Linked DNA regions of Homo sapiens: region 2 is linked to region 1. Evidence: chromatin loops called from intact Hi-C (ENCODE). Cell type or tissue: A673. All regions are shown on one strand. Each heading gives the region's core, and the rest is flanking DNA. Links, peaks and the distances in the headings are about the cores only. Region 1 has its middle 470 kb from the start of SNORD3P3. Region 2 has its middle 680 kb from the start of LINC02305.

Region 1 (4,404 bases), core at 249-4,248:
CCTACTATGTCTCCCATCCTGACTCTGGGACTGACTAGATTACAATAAACAAATAAATAAAAATAAATAAATGATCACATGATAAATTTTGAGTCAACTTGCTAATAAACATTTGCCTTTTTGGAAAATTGTCCCAAGACTTGCTTCCATGATGAAATATGCAGATAGTCATTCATGCTTTGTACTAAATACTGGCTCTTCACCTGCCATGACACATTGCATTTTTAATCTCTTGGTGTTTGTTGTTAATAAGTTGGGAGAGCCACTTCTTAAGTGGGTTTTTAATTGCTGCTAGAAAACCTTCTAGGAGTCTTTCCCTTTGTCCTCTGCCATGGTCACAGGCAATGTTTTGTTTAATTGCTGTTACTCTGGATCACAGAGTGAGGACAACAAGGACAAGGCCAGAAATCTTAGCGACCTCTAAATGGACCTCCCAAGCCTTTATTATTTTAGCCTCTGAGATTTGGGAATTGTTTCTTACTCCGCATACCCAAGGACCTCACACCATTTGGTAATAAGGCTATCAGGAGGAGGAGCTATAGCCAATCTAGCATTCACATTTCTCTAGTCACCTCCGGTGAATAACAGCAATGGAATTTGGCAGCTACTGGATGGACAATTTGGCAAAGGTGATGTTGATCTATTTCTATATCAACGACTAAATGCAACTCTCTCTTCCCAGATGAAAAGTACTTATTTAATCTTTTTCTGGACTGAGAATCAGCTGATAGGGTGCTAATTCTTTCTGAGTCAATAAGTAGATTGTATTAAGTAAGATGTCTGATTTCTCACGACTGGGTTCTTCTCTGAAAGTGGAGATAATATTTGGTTTTGAAGCTTCATGGTGTTTAGGAATAAAGACAGGGAAAATTTTTTTTTTGGAAAGTTAAGATAGCTAAATAAACTTAGGATATTTTCATTGTAATTTTATTTCAGCAAATAGTCTGGGCCAATCCTGGTGAGAGTCTTTGCACCCCAGCTGGAAAACTTCCCTAGCTCTCAGGAAATGGTGAGTCTCAAAAGCTTTTCACCTCAGGGCTGTGGAGACAGGAGACTGGAGGATTTATGGAACATATGCATAATGCATTTCAATATGCTTTTCATGTGAGCAATCTCATTTACTTTTTCTGCAATACCATGACTTAAGTATTATTCCTCTTATGAAAGATTCTTCATAACTAATTGAAGGTTAGGTTAGATAAATTGGCCAAGACCACACAAGGAGAAAAAGTTAATAGAACTTTAACCTGTTCTTTATCCTCCAAGTGTCATGTGTTCCTTCTGCTACAAGCTGCCTTATGTTCCTCTTCACTAGACTCTCCCTTAAAACACATAGGATAATATACGCTTAGTACTTTGGGCATACGTGGACATTCGCCCTATCTGACCAAGCACAGGTATGCAGGTTATATACAGTACGTGCTTGCCCTACAATTATTTCCAGCTGAAGATATTTAGTGCCTTCTCTGGTCCCTCTCATTGGTCTACTTTTCTTTCTCTTTCTTCAGTTTTGCTTCTTGCTATCTCATATGATTTGGCTGCATGTCCCCATCCAAATCTCATGTTGAATTGTAATCCCCAGTGTTGGTGGAGGAACCTTGTATTAGTCAGGGTTTTCTAAAGGGACAGAACTAATAGAGTAGATGAATATATGAAGGGTAGTTTTTTAGGAGATTGACTCACACGATCACAAGGTGAAGTCCCACAATACACTGTTTGGAAGCTGAGGAGCCCAGAAGCCAGTCCAAGTCTCAAAACCTCAAAAGTAGGGAAGCCAATAGTGCAGCCTTCAGCCTGCGACTGAAGGCCTGAGAGCCCCTGGCAAATCACTGGTATAAGTCTGAGAGTCCAAAAGCTGAAGAACTTGGAGTCTGATGTTGGAGGCCAGGAAGCACCCAGTATGGGAGAAAGATGGAGGCCAGAAGACTGAGCCAGACTAGTCCTTCCAAGTTTCTCTGCCTGCTTTATCCTAGCCATGCTGGCAGCTGATTACATGGTGTCCACCCAGATTGAGGGTGGGTCTGCCTCTCCCAGGCCTTTGACTCAAATGTTAATCTCCTTTGGCAACACCCTCATGGAAACAGCCAGGAACAATACTTTGCTTCTTTCAGTCCAATCAAGATGACACTCAGTATTAACTATCAAAGACCTCATGAGAGGTGATTGGCTTATAGGGTAGATTTCCTCTTGCTGTTCTTGTGATAGTCAGTGAGTTCTCACGAGATCTGTTGTTTAAAAGCATGTAGCACTTCCCCCATTCACTTTCTCCCCTGCTCTGCCATGTGAAGAAGCTTCCTGCTTCCTTTTGGCCTCTCCACCATCATTGTAAGTTTCCTGAGGCCTCTCCAACCATGTTTCCTGTATAGCCTGTTGACTGTGAGTCAATTAAACCTATTTTCTTTATAAATTATTCAGTCTCTTTCTTTATAAATTACTCTTTATAGCAATGTGAGAATGGAATAATACACTACCTTTTCCCCTTCTATCTTTTCCCACTTTCCCTGTACTTTCTCCATTTAGCACTATTTCTTTAGGGAATTGGTGAGAGGAAAATGAGTTAGAATTAGATCATTGGGTAAGTAAGTGAGGGAAGAAAGCTGAAGCTTTTTAGTTTTTCTTCTCCTCTTCTGACCAAACAAAATGAAATAAGTATGATTGATGGTAGCTTTGTGTTATTTCTGAAGGCCAAGTGGTGAAACATCTGATAAATGTACTTTCTTAAAATGCAATTTAAACAGAGTAGAACTTATCTCTTATCTCTTTATAAAAAGCTCCCGATTGTGAAAGACATGAGCAAAGAAGTTATTAGTCTAGTCTCACACACTAGAAAAACTGAATAGAATTATACACTATTCCCTACCATGAATAATTGTGAAATGTAGACATTTTAAGCCCTGGCTATTTAGGTAACATCTACCACTGCATTTACATGAGATTTACATTAAACTTCAATCCCCAACAAATACAGTCAGAAGGTATGTTCATATTCCTTAGCATATCTTTTGCAGGGAAAAAAATCACGATTTAGTTCCCTGATTTAAAAATAGGTCAAGAAATGGGAAGTTCCATATTTAATTTAATCAGGACCTAAATAATGACAGCAAGGACCAAAGTGTTTTGTTTTGTCTTGTTTTTCCTTTTCTCTGCTTTAATGTCTATCTATAATCCGGCATTCAAGATAGCTGCCAGAGTTCCATGCATCATATCTAGGCATGGCAATGTAGTGCAACAAAAGACACCATTCTTTCGATTGACTTACTTTTTAAGAGTAAGCAACCTCTCCCAGGAGCACCCTCTACAGAAACCTTAAGACCTTATTGGCCTGCATCACATTCCATCCTCATGCTTAAACAAAATAGATTGAATCTGATTCGTTGCTGAGATTGGAATAGGGCCAGCCTTTCTTATAGATATGTATATAAACTACATCAGGTTCTGTAAATAAGAAAGCAGGGCAAGCAAACTGTGTAGGTAAGCAAAAATGACTGCTACAGCATTTGAATTTGATTATTTATTACATTTTTTTCTGTTGCCATTCCTGCAGAAACTCATGAGATGGTCTTCCAATAAAGTTGTTTTGTTATTATGTTGGTGAGGAAAAAAAATAGATTCTCAGCTGAGGACACTGCATGGTGTTTGCAAATTCTCCCGACGTCTGTGTGAGTTTTCTCTAGGTATTCTGGTTTTCTCCCACATCCCAAAGATACGCACGTTGGGTTCACTGGTGTGTGTAAATGGCTTTAGTCTGAGTGAGTGTGTGTATATGATTGCACTCTGCAAGGTAATGGAGTCCCATGAGGGTCAGTCCTCCCCTTGTGCCCTGAGCTGCTGGATGGGCTCGGGCTCCCTGAGACCTTGAACTAAGGTGAACGGATTGAAAAATGAAAAAAAAAAATGAATGAATACACATTGTAAAATATAAATTAATCAGGTACACAATAATCATAATAGTCATACAAATGCACAAAAATAAATGATGCCGCATGAAAGCACATGGCGAGCCTGCCCCATTTGTGATTGTTTTTGATCTGTTTAGTGGTAGAGGGTGTTCCATACAATATTTGCTTTGCAAATATTTATTTCTTGATTTAACTCACCACCACTATGGCCACCTTTACTCACTGATTCACCAAAAATTGAGTAAATAATTATCTTATTTGTTCCTATTCATCTTTTGTAAATGTATGCATAGCTCACATTTATTTCAATGTTCCTAGTAGACGTATTTTGGTTCTTTATTTAGAAGTTTGGTGAAGGTTTTGTGACCAGAAATATGCTGTAGAAACTTAACTCTCTATCAGTTAGCCTATGATAAATTGGTTTTGGTATACGTCACTTTGCTTAAAGTCACAGTTTCCAAAAACTTGTTGATGATGTTAAGTGAGGACTTATTGTATAGATTTA
Region 2 (4,404 bases), core at 197-4,196, 210 kb after region 1:
ATTTTAATAAAATATTATTTTTCAAATTCCTCCAAAAATTTTAGCAAAATAAATGGATAGAATAAATCTAACACGCAGAAAATGGCTCATGAAAAATATGCAAAAGTATTGCCGAAAGCAATACAAGAATATGTATATGTATATGCAAAAATATATTTAACAAACAGAAAAAAATTGTGCTTTTGGGAAAGAGAGAATCAAAATTCAAAAGATGTTAATGCTTCCAAACTGATTTAAGACTCTAAAATTTCAATACAAATTCCAACAGAGATCTTCACAGAACTTCACACGAGGAAATTCCACCATGTATTTGGAAGAGGAAACGGGCCATTAAGAACCAATATACTCTTTATTTATTATTATTATTATTGTTATTATTATTATTATTTTGAGATGGAGTCTCACTCTATCACCCAGGCTGGAGTGCAGTGGCACAATCTTGGCTCCCTGCAACCTCCGCCTCCCGTATTCAAGCGATTCACCTGCCTCAGCCTCCCGAGCGGCTGAGATTACAGGCGCCTACCACCATGCTCAGCTAATTTGTTGTTCTTGTTGTATTTTTAGTAAAGATGGGGTTTCACCTTGTCAGCCAGGCTGGTTTCGATCTCCTGACCTCAAGTGAACTGCCCACCTCGGCCTCCCAAAGTGCTAGGATTATGGATGTGAGCCACCGCGCCCGGCCCCAGTATGCTCTTTAAAACAAACAAGCAAACAAAGAAACAAACAAGTTGAGAAGACTTGGACAATTACTTGCAAAGCACCTTATAAAACCATGATAATACAGTGTCTCTGTTTAATTGCTGACTTTCTTCAGGCCTGTGCCTACGTCTGAAGAGAGCAGGCAATTAATAGAAAAAGGAGTCTAGGAACAGAACCTAAATGGATGGAAATTCATAACGACTGCAGCAGCACAGCCAAATGATGGAAATGGACACATCGATTCATAGTGGTTAGATAACTAGTGTTTCACGAGGGGAAATTATGCTATATACTATTTCAACAAAAAGATCACACACTTAATGATTAAAGCCAAGTGTTATAGAATACTTATCGTGAGCCAGGAGTTGTGCTAATCCATTTATCTATCTTAATTTCTAAATGTATCCTTTGGTTTAGCTACTATTTTAGCTCCCATTTAAAAAATTAGAAGAGTACCCACAGAAAGCTCAGGTGTGTCAGAAATGGGATCAAAACATTGGCTCTCCTCTTCCAAACTCATGCATTCAAACTCCTGGCTGGTTTTAATTTTTTTTCATCAAGGAACATTAATAACAACAACCAAACCAAACCAACCAGACCAAAGCAACAAATGCATTATAATGTGAAGATATTTCAAAATAAATATAAACTTCAATGTCAGCATGTTCAGAATTTAAATTAAATGCAAACACTCATGAATATTATAAGGTGAAGTAGTATGGAAAACCAATAAGATAAGGAATAATTTGTTTTAAAAAAATGCTAATTTTTAAAAGATCTCATAAACACCTGAGTCACATTAAAAGGAAATTTAATAATATCTCGTTAAACACTTCCATTTTATTGAGATCTATATTGCCTCTTATTAGTAAATGGATAAAGTCTAAATGTATATATTTTAATACTGGGAAACTTTCAAAAATAAACAAACAATATAAAAAAAACCAAAAAACAAATCCCATTTTATTGTAATGGAAAATTGGCTGAATTTTGGCTTTTTATCTTATAAGCAAACTTTTCTCAGAGAAACTTTATAAAGCTTGTTTGTTGTAAGAGACTGTTAATAGCAAAACCTGGAAAATGTTACCTATTATTAGCTCAAACTGTTGTATTTACCTGTTATCCTTATATCACTGCCAGAATAGTCTGTCAGTTTTTCCATTTTATTTAGAAATCGGCCGCAGCACTTTGCTTTGGGCTAAAACCTGGCATGTAAGTCTAAAGTCAGTTTTCTTTTTCCTTAAATAAATTTTGAAATACTTTCAGCTAAGCCATTTTAGTTGGAATAGAACATAAATAAATGTAACTGACTCCAGATGCTTTTGATGCCCATGGAGAAACAACAGAAAATATATGTTTCTTAAAAAGTAAAAAATGAATCTGAAAGCCATGACCAATGCGTGCCCTTACTCCATATGAACCGGATGTCTTAATTTAAATTTGTGCTCACCTTTAAATTATTCAAAGACTACATAAAATTCAGCTCTCTCTGTACATTTATAGCAACCCAAAATCTTTACTTTATATAATTTATTTAATTCATGATTTTAAATAAAATCTATATACCAATAATACTTGAATTTGAGTAATGCAGCATTATATATGCATAAAATCGGAAGACCCGAAAGCCATCCTTTGCCTAATAAATCTGGTAAAGATTAGTCCCATCCTCCACGCTTTCAAATATATCATAGAACCATTGCTCTGTGTTGACTCAGCCTTGGAGAAAGGCGCCCAGCAGGTTGGCAGGATAAAAGCTTTCCTGTTTATTCAACAATATGCCTCCGTAGGGTGTTCAGTGGTAATCAGACTGGCAGGCCTTACGTGGTGCATAAATATTTCATTTTCCAAATCCACCAAACACGGTTGGCAAAATGGAAAAAGTGAGACGGACCACCAGCAGATCTCAGGCTCACCCTGAAAGATGTGAGGCATAACTGAAACAGCCTGTTCAGGTGTCATCCACCACCTTCATTTGTACGTTTTCTTGGCACTGTGGCAGCCGTCAGTACTCTGGCTGCATTACTCTAATCAAAGCATTTAGTAGTTGCTAAATGGTTTAGTAGTGCCACAGCACTTAGTAGTTGGATCTACACTGATGAGCTTCCCAACATTTCAACAGTGTAGAGGTTCAGGGTTGGGAGGATCTCCAAGCCTTCTGGGAACAGCTATCTTTAATCTCCTATTCGGCATTCCATAGAAGTCACAAAGAGAAGCAACACATTATTAGATACTCAAAGCATTGACCCAGTTTCCAAAACATTTTTTTTCATGCCCAATCAGACAGCTTTACCAGGGAAAGAGAGAAAATAAGTTTAATGTGGAACTAGGTCTATTAGAACATTAATTTCAGGGTTAAATAACCCAAGCACATTCTCCCTCCTTCCCTTTCTCAGGAAACCCAGCTTCTAAACTCAACTTCCACAACTGTAAAATAAGAATAACAACAATAGCGTATTCCCTTTATAGAACTGTGAACTTCAAGTAAGAGATTGTAGCTAAAATACCTTATAGAATTGTAAGACACCCAGAAGTAAAAAGGTTATTTTTAACAGAAAATAAAATTAGGTAATAGATATTAAGAAAACTACTAATATTATTAATATTAATTTGATAAGCTGGTATAGTGAAACAGAAGATACAAATACCATCCCTACCATGAACTACCTACGTGGTCCCAGGAAAGACACAAGCTCTGTAAGTCTGAAACTTCTTACCTGGAAAAGTGGATAACATCATTCACCCCAATAGGGTTGTTGTGTGAAATAATAAATAAGATGAGTGCTCAGAGTAGAATGCCAATAAATGGTAGAATAATTTATTAGAATTAAAGCCAACACTCATGTATTAATTTTAAGAACAAATTTCTCAGATAGGATTGAATGCAGCTGTCTAAAGCTTAACAAATGGACAGTTACATTTCGTCACATAATAGGAAGTCCAAAGATAGGTAGACCTGAGCTGGGATGTGGCTGCTTGATGGTATTAGTGCAACAGATTTTCTCATCTTTTCATCTGGCTTCATGGTGTGTGGCTTTTGTTCTCCTAGTCATGGGATGATTTTTCCATTTTCAGGTGTTGCATCCACATTTTAGGCAGAAAGAAGATAAAGAGCAAATGGCAAAAAGCTGCTGCCAACTGAATCTATCCTTTTCATCATTGAAACAATGACATTTTTGAATATTCATAGGAGACGCTTTTGTTTATACCCCAATGGCTAGAACTGGGCCAAGTGGGTATTTTCCGTTTGTAGGTCATTTGAGAAGGTGAATATTTCAACAGGGCACATTACTACCAAGATAAAATCGTGATTATTTTAAAAAAGAAGTAGGAGAGATTGGTTATTGAGTAGACTTTCATCAGAGTCAGCCATACGTTCAAAAGTTAGAGAAATGCCTTTGTTATCTTGGCAGACTCCCTACATAAGGGGTAGCCTCCCTGAAGACAGGCACTATCTTTGTCACTTTGCTTCCAAGAGCCACAGCATGCTACACAAGTTAGTGTGTGCTATAGAAACAAAATAAACATTATTTTTTAAACAGACTGAGTTAAAATGATAAAATCTCTGTAAATTAAATTCTTAGTGGATTTTCAAAGTAAAAAATAATTTCTTCTATCTCCCCAGCTCCATGAAAATTTCCATAGGTTGCTAAACTGTCCTCAGAGATATCACTCACAGATGAGGGAAGCCACTTGTATTTTATC

The links. A loop is a pair of places that touch in the nucleus more often than their neighbours do. Peaks named below come from ENCODE experiments on the same cell type or tissue, not always from the same donor. Only the 100,000 strongest peaks of a DNase experiment are listed, where the experiment ranks them.
Region 2: a loop joins it to region 1, with 2.3 times the contacts of the local background. A loop is called at or near these places in 1 of 110 quality-filtered maps.

The regions. Positions count from the first base shown.
Region 1 is chr14:84,803,007-84,807,410 of GRCh38, reverse strand. No RefSeq gene overlaps it. Among named protein-coding and RNA genes, the nearest start is that of SNORD3P3, 470 kb to the left of the region's middle. In A673, for the core only: no CTCF peak of the experiment used is centred there; a DNase peak (open chromatin) is centred at 2,340; H3K27ac peaks cover 766 bases.
Region 2 is chr14:84,590,399-84,594,802 of GRCh38, reverse strand. No RefSeq gene overlaps it. Among named protein-coding and RNA genes, the nearest start is that of LINC02305, 680 kb to the right of the region's middle. In A673, for the core only: no CTCF peak of the experiment used is centred there; a DNase peak (open chromatin) is centred at 2,452; H3K4me3 peaks cover 742 bases; H3K27ac peaks cover 2,472 bases.